Linked DNA regions of Homo sapiens: regions 2 and 3 are each linked to region 1. Evidence: read pairs that join two places in POLR2A ChIA-PET (ENCODE). Cell type or tissue: GM12878. All regions are shown on one strand. Links, peaks and the distances in the headings refer to the core of each region. The heading gives the core; the rest is flanking DNA.

The links. Peaks named below come from ENCODE experiments on the same cell type or tissue, not always from the same donor. Only the 100,000 strongest peaks of a DNase experiment are listed, where the experiment ranks them.
Region 2: POLR2A ChIA-PET joins it to region 1 with 6 read pairs; 10 of 35 experiments call an interaction of 5 or more read pairs at or near these places.
Region 3: POLR2A ChIA-PET joins it to region 1 with 7 read pairs; 7 of 35 experiments call an interaction of 5 or more read pairs at or near these places.

The regions. Positions count from the first base shown.
Region 1 is chr2:38,718,180-38,723,693 of GRCh38, forward strand. The region is part of intron 4 of GALM (galactose mutarotase); the gene reads left to right. The region is part of intron 1 of LOC124905993 (a long non-coding RNA gene); the gene reads right to left. Among named protein-coding and RNA genes, the nearest start is that of SRSF7, 30 kb to the right of the region's middle. RefSeq lists a silencer at 4,045-4,104 and an enhancer at 4,895-4,944. In GM12878, for the core only: no CTCF peak of the experiment used is centred there; DNase peaks (open chromatin) are centred at 2,812, 4,744 and 5,054; H3K4me3 peaks cover 952 bases; H3K27ac peaks cover 640 bases.
Region 2 is chr2:38,555,740-38,561,253 of GRCh38, forward strand. No RefSeq gene overlaps it. Among named protein-coding and RNA genes, the nearest start is that of LINC02613, 43 kb to the left of the region's middle. In GM12878, for the core only: no CTCF peak of the experiment used is centred there; no DNase peak of the experiment used is centred there.
Region 3 is chr2:38,561,614-38,567,008 of GRCh38, forward strand. HNRNPLL (heterogeneous nuclear ribonucleoprotein L like) reads right to left here. Exons shown (of 13, transcript NM_138394.4): 13 at 356-2,624. The coding sequence ends at 2,569. Among named protein-coding and RNA genes, the nearest start is that of HNRNPLL, 39 kb to the right of the region's middle. In GM12878, for the core only: no CTCF peak of the experiment used is centred there; no DNase peak of the experiment used is centred there.

The sequences.
Region 1 (5,514 bases), core at 207-5,206:
TTTCTTTTTTTCTTTTCTTTTTTTTTTTTTTTCTTTTTGAGATGGAATCTCCCTCTCTCGCCCAGGCTGGAGGGCAGTGGCGCAATCTCGGCCCACTGCAACCTCTGCTTCCCAGGTTCAAGTGATTCTCCTGCCTCAGCCTCCCAAGTAGCTGGGATTACAAGTGCCACCACCTCGCCCAGCTAATTTTTGTATTTTCAGTAGAGACGGGGTTTCGCTATGTTAGCCAGCCTGGTCTCGAACTCCTGACCTCAGGTGATCTGCCCACTTCAGCCTCCCAAAGTGCTGGAATTACAAGCGTGAGCCACTGCTCCCGGCCCAAGTATTTCTTTTTTAGGGGAGAAAAAATTATTGGAGAAAATTTCTTTCCTACTCATTTCCCAAATTTTTCTAGGAAGTCTATGTCAGATTTCCTTTCTTTTTTCTTTTCTCCCTTAAAATAATTTTTAATTGTTATTATAAACAGGATGGACCTGTGCTGAGGAGTGTAGCAGGACTGTGGTTTTATTCCTGCACTGTCTACTGGGTTGTGTGAAGATGGGCTAGAAAGAGGATCTGTTGGGAAGGAAGAGTCTAAAAATGAATGAACGTCAAGAGTCAACGACTCTTACAGCATCATTACCGTCTGTTCCTCTTCTCAGAGAGTCAGGCATGAGGGCCACCAGGCAGGGGAAAAAATGACTTCAGATCATGAGAAATTAAAAGCTTTTAATTAAAATTCATCCGGGTGAGAGAGTGTTCATGGCCAAATATTACAAAAAAAGCTATTTTCCTGTAATCAGTGCTTGGTCAGAAGTTCATAGACCCAGTTCACTTTCTACCCCATTTCTTCAGTCTTCCCCCTCAAAATTAAGTTAGCGCTAGGAGCCTGTAGAATGTGTGTGGCATAAATGTGTCTTGCCTGTGCTACAGCTGCACTTTCACTGGTGGCTGGAGCCAGTCCTGTGCATGTTCTCTCCTGCACCTCGTCAGTTAGCCAATCCCAATTTACCCTCCAAGATTAGGATCCTGGCTGGGCGCGGTGGCTCATGCCTGTAATCTCAACACTTTGGGAACCCGAGGTGGGTGGATCACGAGGTCAGGAGTTCAAGACCAGCTTGGCCAAGATGGTGAAACCCTGTCTCTACTAAAAATACAAAAATTAGCCAGGCGTGGTGGCAGGTGCCTGTAATCCCAGCTACTCGGGAGGCTGAGGCAAATAATTGCTTGAACCTGGGAGGTGGAGGTTGCAGTGGGCCGAGATCACGCCACTGCACTGCAGCCTAGGCAACAAAATGAGACTTTGTCTCAAAAAAAAAAAAAATTAGGATCCTGGCTGGGTGCAGTGACTCACACCTATAATCCCAGCACTTTGGGAGGCTGAAGTGGGCGGATCACTTGAGGTCAGGAGTTTAAGACCAACCTGGCCAACATGGTGAAATCCTGTCTCTACTGAAAATACAAAAATTAGCCAGGTGTGGTGGCGGGCACCTATAATCTCAGCTACTTGGGAGCTGAGGCAGGAGAATCGCTTCAACCCCGAAGGTGGAGGTTGCCGTGAGCCGAGATCACGCCATTGCACTCCAGCCTGGTCGACAAGAACGAAATTCTGTCTCAAAAAAAAAAAAAAAAAGATTAGGATCTGTCACACCTCAGAGAACCTTTAGTGACCCCCGAGGCTGAGTTTGATGCTGCTCCCTGCTCCCCTAGAGCCTTAGGAATTTCACTTTCCTTGCATGTCTCACACTCTCCTGTAAATGTTTATTGTTTTGGCCAGGCGCGTTGGCTCACACCAACACTTTGGGAGGCTGACCGGGTGGATTGCTTGAGCCTAGGAGTTTGAGACCAGCCTGGGCAAGATGGTGAAACCCCGTCTCTACTAAAAAAAATAATAATAATAATAATTAGCCAGGCGCAATGGCACACACTTGTAGTCCTAGCTACTCGGGAGGCTGTAGTGGGAGGATCACCTGAGCCCAGGGAGGTCAAGCCTTCATTGAGCTGTGATCATGCCACCGCACTCCGCCTAGGTGACAGAGTGAGACCTTGTCTCTAAATAAATAAACAAATTTTTATTGTTTTAATCTGTCTCTTCCACCAGATTCTAGGCTTTCTGAGGTCAGTTTAATGCCTGGCACATAGAAAATGCTCAAAAATTGGTAAACTAACAAATTTGTGTTTGTTTTTTCCCCATCCAAAAGTAATTGCAAGGATTAATGTTCTTAAGGTATAATCACGTGAAGGCACTTCTATGTTAAAAAAAAAAAAAAAAAAAAAAAAAGGCTGTGGGTGGGGGCAAGGAGGAGCCAGGGAGGAAAATTAGTCTCCTGTCAGAATTTGTGAAGTCAGTGCTAGGAGGTGAAAACATCACCTCTTAGATGCTAGCAGTATACTAGCAATCTATTGCTATACAACAAATTACTCCAGCACTTCGTTTATTATCTCTAATTGTTTCTATTGGCGGGGAATTTAGACAGGGCACATCTTGTCTCTGCACATGATGTCTAGGGCCTCAGCTTAAAAGATTAGAACAGGGCTGGAATCATCAGAAGGCTTGTTCACTCACATGTCTGGCAGTTGATGTTGGCTGTTGGCTGGAGGCCTTGCTGGGGCTGTCAGCCAGAACAGCCCACACACAGCCTCTCCACGTGACTTGAGCTTCCTTACAGTATGGTGGCAGGGCTCCAAGGGCAAATGTCTTGAGAGAGAGAGAGAGGGCGAGGCTGGAGCCTTTTACATAACCTGGCTGCAGAAATCACACAGCATTACTTGGCCACATTCTTTTGGTTAAGGTGGTTAAAAAGGTCCATCCAAGTTCAAAAGAGGAAACACAGACTCCACGGCTCAGTGAAGAAGTATCAACATCACATTGTAAGGAGAGCATGTGGATGGGATCTAGACTACTGTGGCCATCTTTGAAGAATGCAATCTGCCACAAGCAGTCATGGGGAAAAGGCCAAATTCCTCATAATAGAATGTGGGTGTGAATCTCTTATGTAAGACAAGAGATATGAATCAAGGCAGATGGATTTTGTGAAGGCAGTGAGTTTTTCCTTCACTTTCAGAGTGCAGGTAATTATAACTCTGTCAAGAATGCAAATAGAAAGAGGAAGGTTTAATATTTTGTGACAGAGATCTGGAATGTTATAAAGTCCTATTTCCAGTGATCAGATCTACTTCATCTTCTTGCAAAAATGAGGCAGTTGTAGTGGCTAGAGTAACACCCTCATGAACTCTCTTTGTTAAGTCATCCCCCGTCCCAGTCACTTCCACCTCTTCCTGGCTTACTGTCACTCTAACATCACTCTTGTCATAATCCTTGATTATTTTCTTATCCATGTTGGTGATACCCTGACCACTCTGCTTCTTTTTTGAGACGAGCTCTCACTCTGTCACCCAGGCTGGAGTGCAGTGGCATGATCATGGCTCCCTGCAGCCTTGACCTCCCAGGCTCAAGTGATCTTCCCACCTCAGCCTCCCTAGTAGCTGGGATCACAGGTGTGCACCATACCACACCTGGCTAATTTTTTAATTTTTTGTAGAGACGGGATCTCACCAGGTTGCCCAGGTTGGTCTTGAACTCCTGGGCTCAAGGGATCTGCCCTCCTTGGCCTCCCAAAGTGCTGGGATTACAGGCGTGAGCCACCGCGCCTGGTCCACTCAGCTTGAGATCCACTCATCCAATGATCTTGTCCTTCACCCTTCTCAGCTGCTCACTTCTTTGACTTTGTCATGACCTGTCTTTGCAACCTTCCATGATCGCTATTCTAGATGTCTTTCAGCTCCAATAATTCTTCAGCACCACAAGAACATACAGTTCTTTGGTATAACTACTACCTTTTCACTGTCCCTCCCCAACTATGCCTTCCCTTCCCCCCCCCACCCCCCCCCCCCACCTAGAACAGAAGCGCATCATGCGGGCCGGGTGAGGCGGCTCATGCCTGTAATCCCAGCACTTTGGGAGGCGGAGGCAGCTGGATCACTTGAGGTCAGGAGTTCGAGACCAGCCTGGCCAACATGGTGAAACCCTGTCTCTACTAAGAAGTCCGTCATGAGAATCACCCCTTTGCACACACTCAACTCTCTTGCCCCCTCCCTCCTTCTTGTGTGCTCCTAATAAACCCAACCCTGATTAACCCCACCCCCTACACCCTCCACAGCTGTCATCATGCAGTTTCTGGTCTCTGTATTTATGAAAACAACCTCTAGTGGGCCCTTGATGCTGTCTGCAGTCAGACATTCTCTGAAATAGGGCATGGGCTGCTCCTCTGGCCCAGAGCTGTAACCCTAGATTGTTGGGTCAGAGCCCCTCATCTGCCAGGCACTGCTGCCCAGACCTTAATACACACCCATCTGGCCTCCAGGAGAATAAGAAATCCTCTTCAGAAACTGCTTCTCCCTGCCGACACCCCTGGCTTTCTGGTGGCTTCAGAACTAAAGTTGGAGGATGTGACATTCTGTCTGAGGGTACCCCTTCCATTTCCGCTTCTTTTTCCTGAACACTCAGCATTGCTGAGAGCTATTTTGACAGCTCCTTCTATTCTTAGCACCAAAGCACAAAGTCATATATGCAGATAAACCAAGGCTAGAAAAACTGCATGTTCATTTTCTAAATTCTTAGTGAGAAAAATCAAGAGCAACTGTCGGGGTTGGGGGCGTAAGGGGCTGTGACCAAGTCGGACACTCCAGAGGGAGGTGGAAAGTGCCTGAGTGGAGATTCTGACACTATGCAGATGTGTCACCTCGGGCAAGTCCCTTCAGTTGCCGGGGGCTCAAACTCACCATCTGCAAAGTAAGGGGACGGGATGAGGGAATTCCTAAGCCCCTTTCTAGATCTTTCATTCTTCGTCACCAGATGCTACAATATACACAGTTGCCTCTGGGTTTTTTTCTGCCTCTCCTGCCTTCATTCATCAGTTTTTCAATCAACGAAAGGCTCTGCTTCATGCCCAGAGGGTACAGAGATAAATAGGGCACAATTCTTGCCCTTTAGGACCTCACTTTCCTTATAGACACATCACTTGATATATGTGAAAGTTGGTTATACAAACTGGGTCATTGTCATACCCAACTAACTCAGAGTTGAGAGGCCGGGGGAAAAGAGCAGTTAGGGTACATAGCACCTGCTCCAAGAATTGATTTTTCTGCAAAGCTGAAACAGCCTGCTATAACCCTGAGACCAGTTTCACCCTAGTAATCGCTAAAATGACCTGCTGTGACTCTAACACTAGTTTCACCTGCTGCTGTCACTCACGAGTCAGAGCCTGCCAGCTCCCAGAAGTTTCTTTAGTGCCAATGAGCGTTCTTTCAGAACAGTATGTAACATTTCTCTTTCTAATAAAACTCCCGGCCAGGTGCAGCAACTCACGCCTGTAATCGTAGCACTTTGGGAAGCTGAGGCAGGAGGATCACTTGAAGCCAGGAGTTCAAGACCACCCTGGGCAACATAGTGAGACCTCATCTCTACAAAAAAATTTAAAAATTATAGCTGGTGTGGTGATGTACTGCAGTAGTCACAGCTACTCGGGAGGCTGA
Region 2 (5,514 bases), core at 182-5,181, 160 kb before region 1:
AACCACTGCTGCTTAACAACCATTTCCTCAGCTATCTTCCCATAGACTGGGATACAAAGTTCCCAGTCCGACCTCTCTCTCTGACCTCTACCAGCTTTAAGGAGCCTCACATGAGCATTTTTCATGATGCAGGCAACTGGCAGGCAGTCTGATCCTTTCTTTTATTCACTAAGATTGTTGCTAAAATGCAAACTTACTAGGTAACAAACATAATATTATATTAACTTGATCAATTTAAGAACCCTATATGGATAATTCAGGCAAGAATAAAACCTTTACTCAATAGCAGTTTTACCTATTTTATCCAAAGAACTTCAGCAGCCCCTTACCACACGTGTTAACTGCTGAGCCAGAAAAGAATCAGAAAAAGTATGGAATAGAACTGCATTCTTAACAAACCATGCCATGTAGCCTAACTTCTACATTATACAGATGAGGAACTAGACCTAGGAAATGGGTTGCCCAAGACCAAATAGTGACAGAAGTTACTAAAATCCAGGCCTTGCCCCTCAGTCTCTGCCCTTTCCGCTGTACCCTGCCACATATTCTTCGTTGGAAGAGCATCATGACCCATTACACGGCCCTGAGCTCCATCCCATGTGTCCCACCTGGTGGCAAGTAGGTTGAGGATGGGACTCCATCTATTCCCTGTGCACTTTCAGTGTCTTGCTCTACAGTTTATAAACCATGTGGCCTTCATTCACACATAATGGCAATAATTTGCCAAAGCAGTCTTACCTTCCTCAGAAACATAAATAAACAAAAATAACAGGTTTTACTGATCCTGAGTCGAGTGTTTAAGAAGCAAAACTGCAGGGAGCAAAGGGTTATTACACAGCAGGAGGAGGTACAACAGGTGTGGAGCTATTTTAGTCTTTTTGGTCAAGTGGTGGAAATTTTGGCTCAAATACTAGTGCCTTGCTGAGAAATATTGTGGGATAAGTGATCATACTAGGTCTTTGTAGGACGAGCTTGAATTTGTATTGGCAACAGTCATATAAATATTACTTACCCTTCTAACAGTCTAGCAAGAAAACCTCTACCATGACTGAGGTGGCTGATACTGGCATCAGTCCTCTCAATTTTGTTAGGCAGAAAAATCTGAGGTTTTATTATGTATCATACAGGTGCATAAAACAACACGCATTAGCTATCTCATTTTACATTTTTTTTTTCCAGAAGATTCCTAAAACCCTCTAAAGGATTTATAAATACACTGCACACATAATTTTTGTTTTTATGGATTTTTGTCTATATAAATCAGTCTCTTATTGAATTCCTCTTCAAGACTTTGAAGCAGCTATGTATATACGTTAGCATGTGTGCCAAAGTCTAAATGAAACTGGGTAAACTGGTTAAAATAGTCTCTTAATTTTTCAAGAAAATGTGAGTATATTCATGAATAGATCCTCCTGCAGGCTGAGACTCAGTGAGAGTAGCTCAAAATTAGTTAGGATAAAGTCTGTAAACTAAGCAACCAAAGCATTACTCAGGCTTAGGAACACAAGAGAAATTCTATTTTCCATTCATGGAATCATCCCCTCCCCACCCTCAAATCCTCTTTCCTAACCGTTCACTGTGCACAAGACCTCAGTGGGCTCTCTTCCCTGGCTCTAATCTCTTGTCCCATAGTCCAAGGTGACCAGAAGTAGCCAGCCACCCTAGCAATACAATCATAAACCAGACTCAGGATCCCATCTCCTGCTGGTGTGGGAGTGAACTAACTCAACAGATTCTCCCTACACACCTTCCCCAATGTATCTAACCGGCTACATTTAAGCCTTGCAGACCCATATTAGCCCTTATTTAAAGGAAAGGATTGCTGGGCTAGACCTACTTTGTTACTGTAGTAAAATACTGTAGCAAAATAAAATTACTATTTTAACTTTTAAAGTATACAATTCAGTGGCATTTAGTGCATTCACAAGGTGTACAACCATCACCACTATCTAGTTCAGAACATTTTAATCACCTAAAATATATCTTGTAGCCAATAGCAATCACACCTCCATTACCCCCAGCTGGCAACCAGAATTTTGCTTTCTAATCATTTACCAAAGCAGTTAACATTGCTTAGGCTACTACAGCTAATACTTCTACTCACTGAGAAAAGCCAATTATTTCAATGACTCAAAAGGGCTTTTGTGTAAGATTTTGAGTATTAACATCTAGATTCAAGTCATTATATCCCCGTTTACTTTGTTAAACTTGGGCAGATCAAAAAAATCTGGGTCTCTCATCCCCAATTTGTGAAACGGAATGATTATACAGCCTTCGCGCCTCCACCACAAGTGCTGATCATTCCTTGACCTTATTTTTTCATCTTATAGTGGAATTCATAAAAGCTAAAAGATTCAGATTATATTACTCAAAGACTAAAGACTCCCTAATCAATTTTCAGTTCCTCTTAAGAATTTAGGAAATAGTCTGCCTCATATTTAGAAAGAAGGCTTAGCCATTTCTCCGTTGCTTCCCTTCTAAGCTCAAATTAACCTACTGACTTTTTAAAGCTAACCATCTGCCTGAACTTGTATTGTCTGGCATACTAAGTGCACTTGATAGAAGCTGGAATAAATGACTGAAATATCCAAGAAGCCAAATCGTTGCAAGTGACACTTCTGATATGGTTTTTGTAGAAACTGAAGGTTTTTTGGTTTAAAATTGTCATTATTTCTTTGAATTTCTAAGCTGCAACGAAAATAATCTTATCTACTTTACATTCATGCTTTGTGACATCAAAAATCAAATATTTTAAATGGAAATCAATGGATAATAAAATTTGTTTTGAATATATACACACATAGTACAACTAAGTCAGATTCTGCAGATTATCTGGGATATCAGTATTTTTTAAAAGTTCCCCACATGATCCTTTTTGCTAGTCATGAAATCATCTCCCCACAAAATAAAACGTTACTCTCCTAACTGTCGAGAAGCACTGCTAAATATCCCCGTGCAGCACCGGCATTATCTATCTACCTTGTTTTTCTTCCCCTACTCTCCGAAGAAAAGGGTGTTTCACATAAAGTCACATCCAAAAATCACCTTAATAACCTAAACTTCACAATCGTTAAGTTGTAATCAAGTTTCACACTCCCAAGCTATACCACTGGTATTGTTATTTAATAAGCTATACTAAAATTATGGTAACAACGAAAGTCTTTCAGGCCATTTACTGTTTTCCGGGCTCTCATTAAACTATGATTACTTCCCAGAAAAAAAAAAAAAATAACATTGCTTCTTAATTTCTTTTGGTATTACTAGGGAGAAAAAAAAGGAAAAAATAAATGATGACCAGATTACAATTATCAACTCAACTCAAAGCAAACCTTTCAAGGTTGCTCTGTAGCTTAGCCTGATTACTGTGTCACCCCACAAGGGAGCTGTCAAAGTTTCCAAATCAGAGACTGCCACTAATTCAGTAATTTTACTTTATTAGCAGTTCTGTATCACTTACAAGGGTTTAATGTATACAGTAGAGATGATTTCTAAGTTACATATAAATAAGCTTTCTGCTCTTAAAAATTAAACGACCCTAGAGTTGATTTTAAATGTTCTCACCACAAAAAATAAGTATGTAAGGCAGTGGATATGTTAATTAACTTGATTTAGCCATTCCATAATGTATACATTATACCCCATATATGTAATTTTTGCCCATTAAATTTTAGAAACTCTTAAACGAGCCATTAACAAATCAACACACAATACTTTCAGTAAGTGTCCATAAATATTACATCTATGTCTAAACTTTGTGGTATCTGACAGAAGAGTACAAGGTACAGTCTCTTGCCTGTAATCCCAGCACTTTGGGAGGCTAAAGTGGGAGGATCATTTGAGGCCAAGAGTTTAAGGCCAGCCTGGACAACATAGCAAGACCCCCATCTCTACAAAACAAAAAGTTTAAACATAAAAGAGTTACAAAAAAAATAAAGCCTACGGTTGGCAAAAAGACAAAGATAAATCATGTTTAAAATAGGGCCTTTTTGGGCGCAGTGGCTCACGCCTGTAATCCCAGCACTTTGGGAGGCCGAGGTGGGCAGATCACAAGGTCAGGAGATCAAGACCATCCTGGCTAACATGGTGAAACCCCGTCTCTACTAAAAATACAAAAAAATTAGCCGGGCGTGGTGGTGGGCGCCTGTAGTCCCAACTACTCGGGAGGCTGAGGCAGGAGAATGGTGTGAACCCAGGAGGCGGAGCTTGCAGTGAGTGGAGATCACACCACTGCACTCCAGCCTGAGCAACAGTGAGACTCTGTCTCAAAAAAAAAAAAAAAAAAAAAAAAAAATTGGGCCTTTTGTCAAACAATTGTCAGTGCTTTCATTTGATTGTGCTGTTTGTAGATTAAACTGCTAAAGATGAGATTTAGGCAAATGGAGACCCTTAAAATACATAGGTTGTGTTTTCAAACTCAAAAGAGAACTCTGAAGATGGGTGTATTTTGCACGAAATACCAAACTAGCCTATGCTCAAGGTGGTTTCCACTGTGTATTCCATTTTTCTCTACTAGGTAGTTTCCCTCAAGACAGCAAAATGGCTATAACAGTCCCAGGCCTAACCTTACACAGGCAGACCACACCCCTTAGCGAGAGCACTTCCTCATCCATTCTTCAACAAATCCTAGGTGTCATTCTCTTTGGATCAACCTAGGTTACCTGTTCAACACAGAATCAGATTATTACCTTGTTTACAGCAATGGTTCCCCACCCAATCTGATATCCTTTTACTCTGCTGAAATAAAATTCCTAGATAATACCTACCTACACACAGACACACACAACTTAAAGAAAAACCAAATAAAACTCTTAATTGTTAAGGGAGAAATAAAATTTACGATAAAATGTACGTTGTAATACATAAATACTCAGGTACGGCTACAACAGAAGACAGAGATGAATGTGACAGCTACAAATGAAAACTGACCCTTGTGTATTATAATGGCAATCCCAATAATATGTTGATGATATAATTTTCCAAAATGGCGAACAACTCTTGAAAGCATTCTAAACATTATTTCCTTGATTTATAAGGTAGTTGTATTGCTAAAAATTCAGTGTACTGCATATTAAAACCACACAAAAATATTTTGCATTAATATATTAAAAAGTCAGACTCGAGGATCAGATCATTATAAACAGGTTTTTTACCTATTTAAGTATCTGATAGGAAATCAGAAAGTCATGCAGGACAAGGGATAATTCTTCCTGGTCCTACCCATCAAATTGTTTGCAGTGTCCCCTAACCACTGAAGAAACACCCCTACAAACTGTCAAAATACCCCTCTAGGAGGACCTGCTGCCCTTATTAAGAGGTACTAAGAGTGATGAGGCTAAGTCAATGAGGCTCACTCAAACCTTGATTACTGCTACAAAATAGGGGAGGGTGGAATGGAGGATAGAGAAAACAATATCCAACATTACTACCTTCCTCATTTATAAATTAAAACTAAGAGAATTTCAAGTGTTCCCTCGAATGAAGGGCTTTCTATGAAAGTAACTAGTAAAGCAAAGT
Region 3 (5,395 bases), core at 396-5,395, 160 kb before region 1:
CATCGCTGTTATCTTACAAGCACTTTTGTTACCTTTAAGTGAAGCAAAGCTCCTTGTGCTTCAGATTCCTAAGTATGGGAGAATGTTCTACAATCAAAATTTCTTTATTCCAGAGAAAGTATCACTGATAGCTACTTTGCAGTTCTGTAGCAGCCTATCTGTAAAGAAAATATGAAACAACTCACCCCATTTAGTCATTTTTTTCCCCTCTTCTCAGTTCTGTTCAAGACATAGTTGAGATAACCAAATCACTAGGATGTTTGCAAAGTCTCATGTTGGCTGCAGCTGCAAATATTTTTATTTGGTGAGGTAACACCTTCAGCAGGAGAATAAGGATTTTAAAAGGCAGCTCATATTCCATAACTCAGTTTGGCAGATTTATTATCAAATGTGTAGTAGGATTTGGATACAGAGATGGGATTTCAATATTTTTTTTAAAAACTCAAAGCTAGTATTATTTCTTTACAGTTCTTAAATCTGCTTTTTCTAGTTCTTCTAAAAGCATAAAGATAGCACAGAGAAGAATGTTGCCAAGGCTAAGGAAAGAGAGAGTATTCACAAAGCAAACTTCATTAACAGCAGTCATGCCTAAGTAAACTATCAAAAACATTAGTGACAGCAGCAGTATAGGGCTTACACACCAGTGTATAAATCTATCAGCAAGGCCCAACTTACCAACTAGTTTACTCCCAAACAATTCACTTATTTTGGTGGAGAGAGAGCCTTACAGATAAAAATCATTTCTACACATCTAAACTAATTAAAATCTAAATGAAATAAGTCCTGCCAACACCTACAGGTTTATTTCTTAAAATCTTAGGCATTAAAAAGTCTGTAATTCTGACAACCCACATTAATTTTCAGAGGAGGAAGGAACGTAGACAACTATTACATAAACCAAAATTAAGGTATTTCAATTTTTCAAAAGAGGTAGAAAAGTATTTATAGGGGAAAAAAAGCTTTATTGTAAAGTTAGATAAACTTAGGTATTAAATTGGCAATGAATAAGAAACATACATAGCCCAGTATCGAACACAGTTCACACAGTTACCCTTGGCATAACTTACTGGGTTCTGTGATAAGGGTCTAAAATACTTCTAGATTAAATTTAATTTTTTCTTTATCTTTAGAGGGCTAAATGCTGGTCCACTGCCATCAAAATGAGGGGAAATAAATGTTAATGTGTGTTTAGTTTCCATCTAAACTTCCTATTAAACAGCTCTAAAATTGTAAATGCCTGCCTTATTTCTAAAAGGATTTTTTATATTAAAATTTAAAATAAAGTCTTTACAAAAGATCTAAATGGAACTTTCATTTACAAATTTGTTTAAAAGTGTCAGGATTACAAAACTGATATTGTCAACTACTGATATCAGTTATTCTAGGTAGATGACACATATTCTCCCTTCTTTTAAAGATGAAAACAAAATGGCCACATCAGTTTTTCTATTGTAAAAAAGCTGTGAACTTGGTAACAATCGTGCTATAGTCTCTTAATACCATGTTTGGTCCTTAAATCTTACTTGCCTATGTATAAAATCTATTATCTTAAAAAGAAAAAAAAAACAGATCCAGTGGGAGAAAGAATGTTTAATAAATGGTATTGAGACAAATAGCTATCTGTTTGGAATAAAAATAAAATTAGATCCTTAAATCTTGTACCATATAGAAAAATACATATTACTGATGGATCCAAGAGTTAAAAAATAAAAATGTAAATATCCAAAATTCTACATACAATTTTAGGGGGTACACAGATTCTCTGAAGCCCACCCATGGATCCCAGATTATTATCTATAAGAGGAACTGTTAATTATAACCTCTATTAAAATCTCAATGCCAAATACTAGCTGTATTTAAGTCACATGCAACAAATGAAAATGAACACATTAACTCATTGTTATAACTTTATAAAATCTCCAAACTGGACTAGAAACAGAGGCATGTCAATACAAATGGACAGTGACTTAAAAAAAAATACACCAATTTAAATAAGTTTGAATGCATACTGTACACGTGTATCCATGTCTGTTAGCCTTTCAGAAATATAAAATCAGTTAAATCTGTAGTACTTAAAATTCAACATATGTAACGTTATTCTCAAACTTCATTAAAATAATAAATATACAAGTTATGTTTAATATGAGTAACTGCAACATACTTAAACATCTAAACATATAATAGGAATTCTATATTAAAATGCAATACTTTCACCTGCATTAATCTCTTACACAATGAAAAAATACTTGCAGATAATTAGCATTAAGAATGCAAATATATTTTTACTGTGGAAGAAAAATTCCAGTAATAAGGTTAGAAATCATATATCTGTATAATCTACAATGAAGCTGTAGATAGTCTACATTATGATATTCTATCTTAAAATGAAAACAATTCAATATTTAAGCTTACAACAAATTTACTCAAGGCAAAATATGTTTATTACAGAACAGGATCTTAAAGTAAGCAAGGCAACATGAGATCAACCATTTTAGATTTTTTTTTAATGAAGTGTAGCTTTGAAATTGTAATAAAGGTGAACATAAATTCTAACATGCTCTTCTCTTCTTATAAATGGGATGATGTAGAAAAGCAAAGCTTCAATGTATAGGGATTGGAACCATCTGTAAAAAGTAAAAAACAGTTAATATTTCACTTCATCAAACTTTCAAGATCACCTTGAAGTATCAGAGTAAATTACTTCACCTTTTTATACTAAATATAAGAAATATGGTGAATATAAAGCAGGAATATAAAGAAGTAAAATTGGCCAGATGCGGTGGCTCACCTGAAGTCAGGAGTTCGAGACCAGCCTGGCTAATGAAGTGAAACCCCGCCTCTACTAAAAATACAAAAATTAGCTGGGTGTGGTGGTGCACGCCTGTAGTCCCAGCTACTCAGGAGGCTGAGGCAGGAGAACTGCATGAACCTGGGAGGTGGAGGTTGCAGCAAGCCAAGATTGTGCACTCTAGCCTGGGTGACAGAGTGAGACTCCGTCTCAAAAAAAAAAAAAAAAAAAAAAAAGTAAAATTTCTAAGTAAAGTAAGGGAAAGATTTTTATTCATATTTACTGGAAGGTAAGCTCATGAAGGCAGGGACTTTGTTCACTGCCACATTTCTATTGTTCTCAACACTGTCTGGCACTCAATTTTTTTTAGTGAATTCATCATTAAAGAATAAATAGTATCAGGATTAAGCAGCAAAGCTCACATTGCAAAAATATTGCCAACAGTTAACTCTCTATAAAAGCCAATTCAAATACAGCTTGGGAAGTAGGTCAAAGCTGGAATGTACATGAAGACATCTATGATCCCAAAAGGTTCCAGGAAATCTAGTATTAAATCTCTCTTCATCAATGGGGTACATAAGTTTTGAAATTACTGAAAAAAAAAAAACAAACCAACTGGGTATACTTCACAAAAATATTTCCATTTTGTAAATTTTTCTTTCCTTTAATTTTTCAGACCAGGCAGAAACAGCTCTTCCTCAACTACATATATAAGAAATCAAAGCAAAGAACCAGTTTTGCTATCTTAATGTATCACAATTTTAGTATTAAAAGCTGTAGTTCATTAAAGAAAAAAAATTCCTGTAAGGAAAAGCATATGCATCAACAAGTGTGTACAAGACACTGCAGAGGATAAAAACATACATAACTGTCCCTATCTCCAAACAGTTTATAATCTATATACTGTCTCTAAGGTATTTCATATAACTTTAAAGCTTTTTAAAACTTTCTCTCAAAAATTAAGCCTGACTACTTAATAAAATTTCCTTTTTTTTCTTTTAACTAAAAGTAAAATGAGAAGAAAGCCGACACTGTGGCTTGTGCCTACAATCCCAGCAACTTGGGAGGCTGAGGCCAGAGGACTGCTTGAGGCCAGGAGTTCAAGACCACCAGCCTGGGCAACACAGCAGGATCCCTCCATGTAAAAAAAATTTAAAAATAAACAAATATACACCAATAAGCTGGATGTGGTGTTGCACTCCTATAGCCCCAGCTATTTGGGAGGCTGAGGTGGGAGGATCACTTGAGCTCAGGAAAGTCGAGGCTGCAGTGGGCTGTGATTGCACCACTGCATTCCAGGCTAGGAGATGAGCAAGACCCTGTCTCAAAAAAAAAAAAAAAAAAAAAAAAAAAGGTGTTTCTTACTTAACTTTTTATTTAGGAATTTTCAAACATACACAAAAATGTAGATAGGTTTAATGAATCCCCACATACCTATCACCCAGCTTCAATAATTGTCAATATTTGTCAGTCTTACTTTATCTACCTACCCTTCACACACAGTTTTGAAAGCTAGAATATTTTAAAGCAAATTTCAGATGTTATTCCAGCCATAAATCATTCATTGTTTTTTTTTCTCTTTTTTAAACCATCATTCATCACCACACCCAATAATGTTCCCCTATTATTTAAATACCCTGGAGATCCAGGATCAAAGTAAATTACACAGCAAAAAGTTTCAAAAATTAAACTTGAGTTTTCTCACGCCTGTAATCCCAGCACTTCGGAAGGCGGAGGTGGGCAGATCATGAGGTCCAGGAGTTCGAGACCAGCCTGGCCAACGTGGTGAAACCCCGTCTCTAACAAAAATACAAAAATTAGCTGGGTGTGGTGGTGGGTGCCTATAATCCCAGCTACTTGGGAAGCTGAGGCAGGAGAATCGCTTGAACCTGGGAGGTGGAGGTTGCAGTGAGCCAAGATCGTGCCACTACTCTACAGTCTGGGGGACAGAGCAAGACTCGTCTCAAAAAAAAAAAACCAAAAAAAAAAAAACCAAAAAGGCCATTGTTACTATTATGGAGACAAACAAACAGGTTAACAATTTCACTTGACTTGACACAAATTAAAACAACCAAATACCATTTTTCATCTATCATACTGGTAAAAATTGAATATCTGACAACACTCAGTGTTGCTAAGAGTGCTGAGCAATGAATATTTTCATATATCACGGTTGGTAACGTAAACTGGTGCAACCTTTATAAAGTACAATCTAGCAACATTTTACCTAACTATAAACCTTCATGCCCTACACTACTGAAAAACTGTCCTACAAACACACATTAGAAAGTGCAACTATTGACCAGTCGTGGTTGCTCACGTCTGTAATCCTAGCACTTTGGGAGGCTGAGGCAGGAGGATCACTTGAGCTCAGGAGTTCAAGACCAGCCTGGGCAACACAGTGAGACCTTGTCTCTATTAAAAAAAAAAAAAATTAAAAATAAAAAAAAATTTAAAAATAAAAAAGTGCAACTATAAGGATGTTTATTACAATAACAGAAAAAAACAAACAGAAGCAACCAGACTGTTCATCAGTGGGGGGACGGGTAAATAAGACAAAACTGTGATACATCTTGACTATAAATAGCTATCCTGAAAATGCTTTAA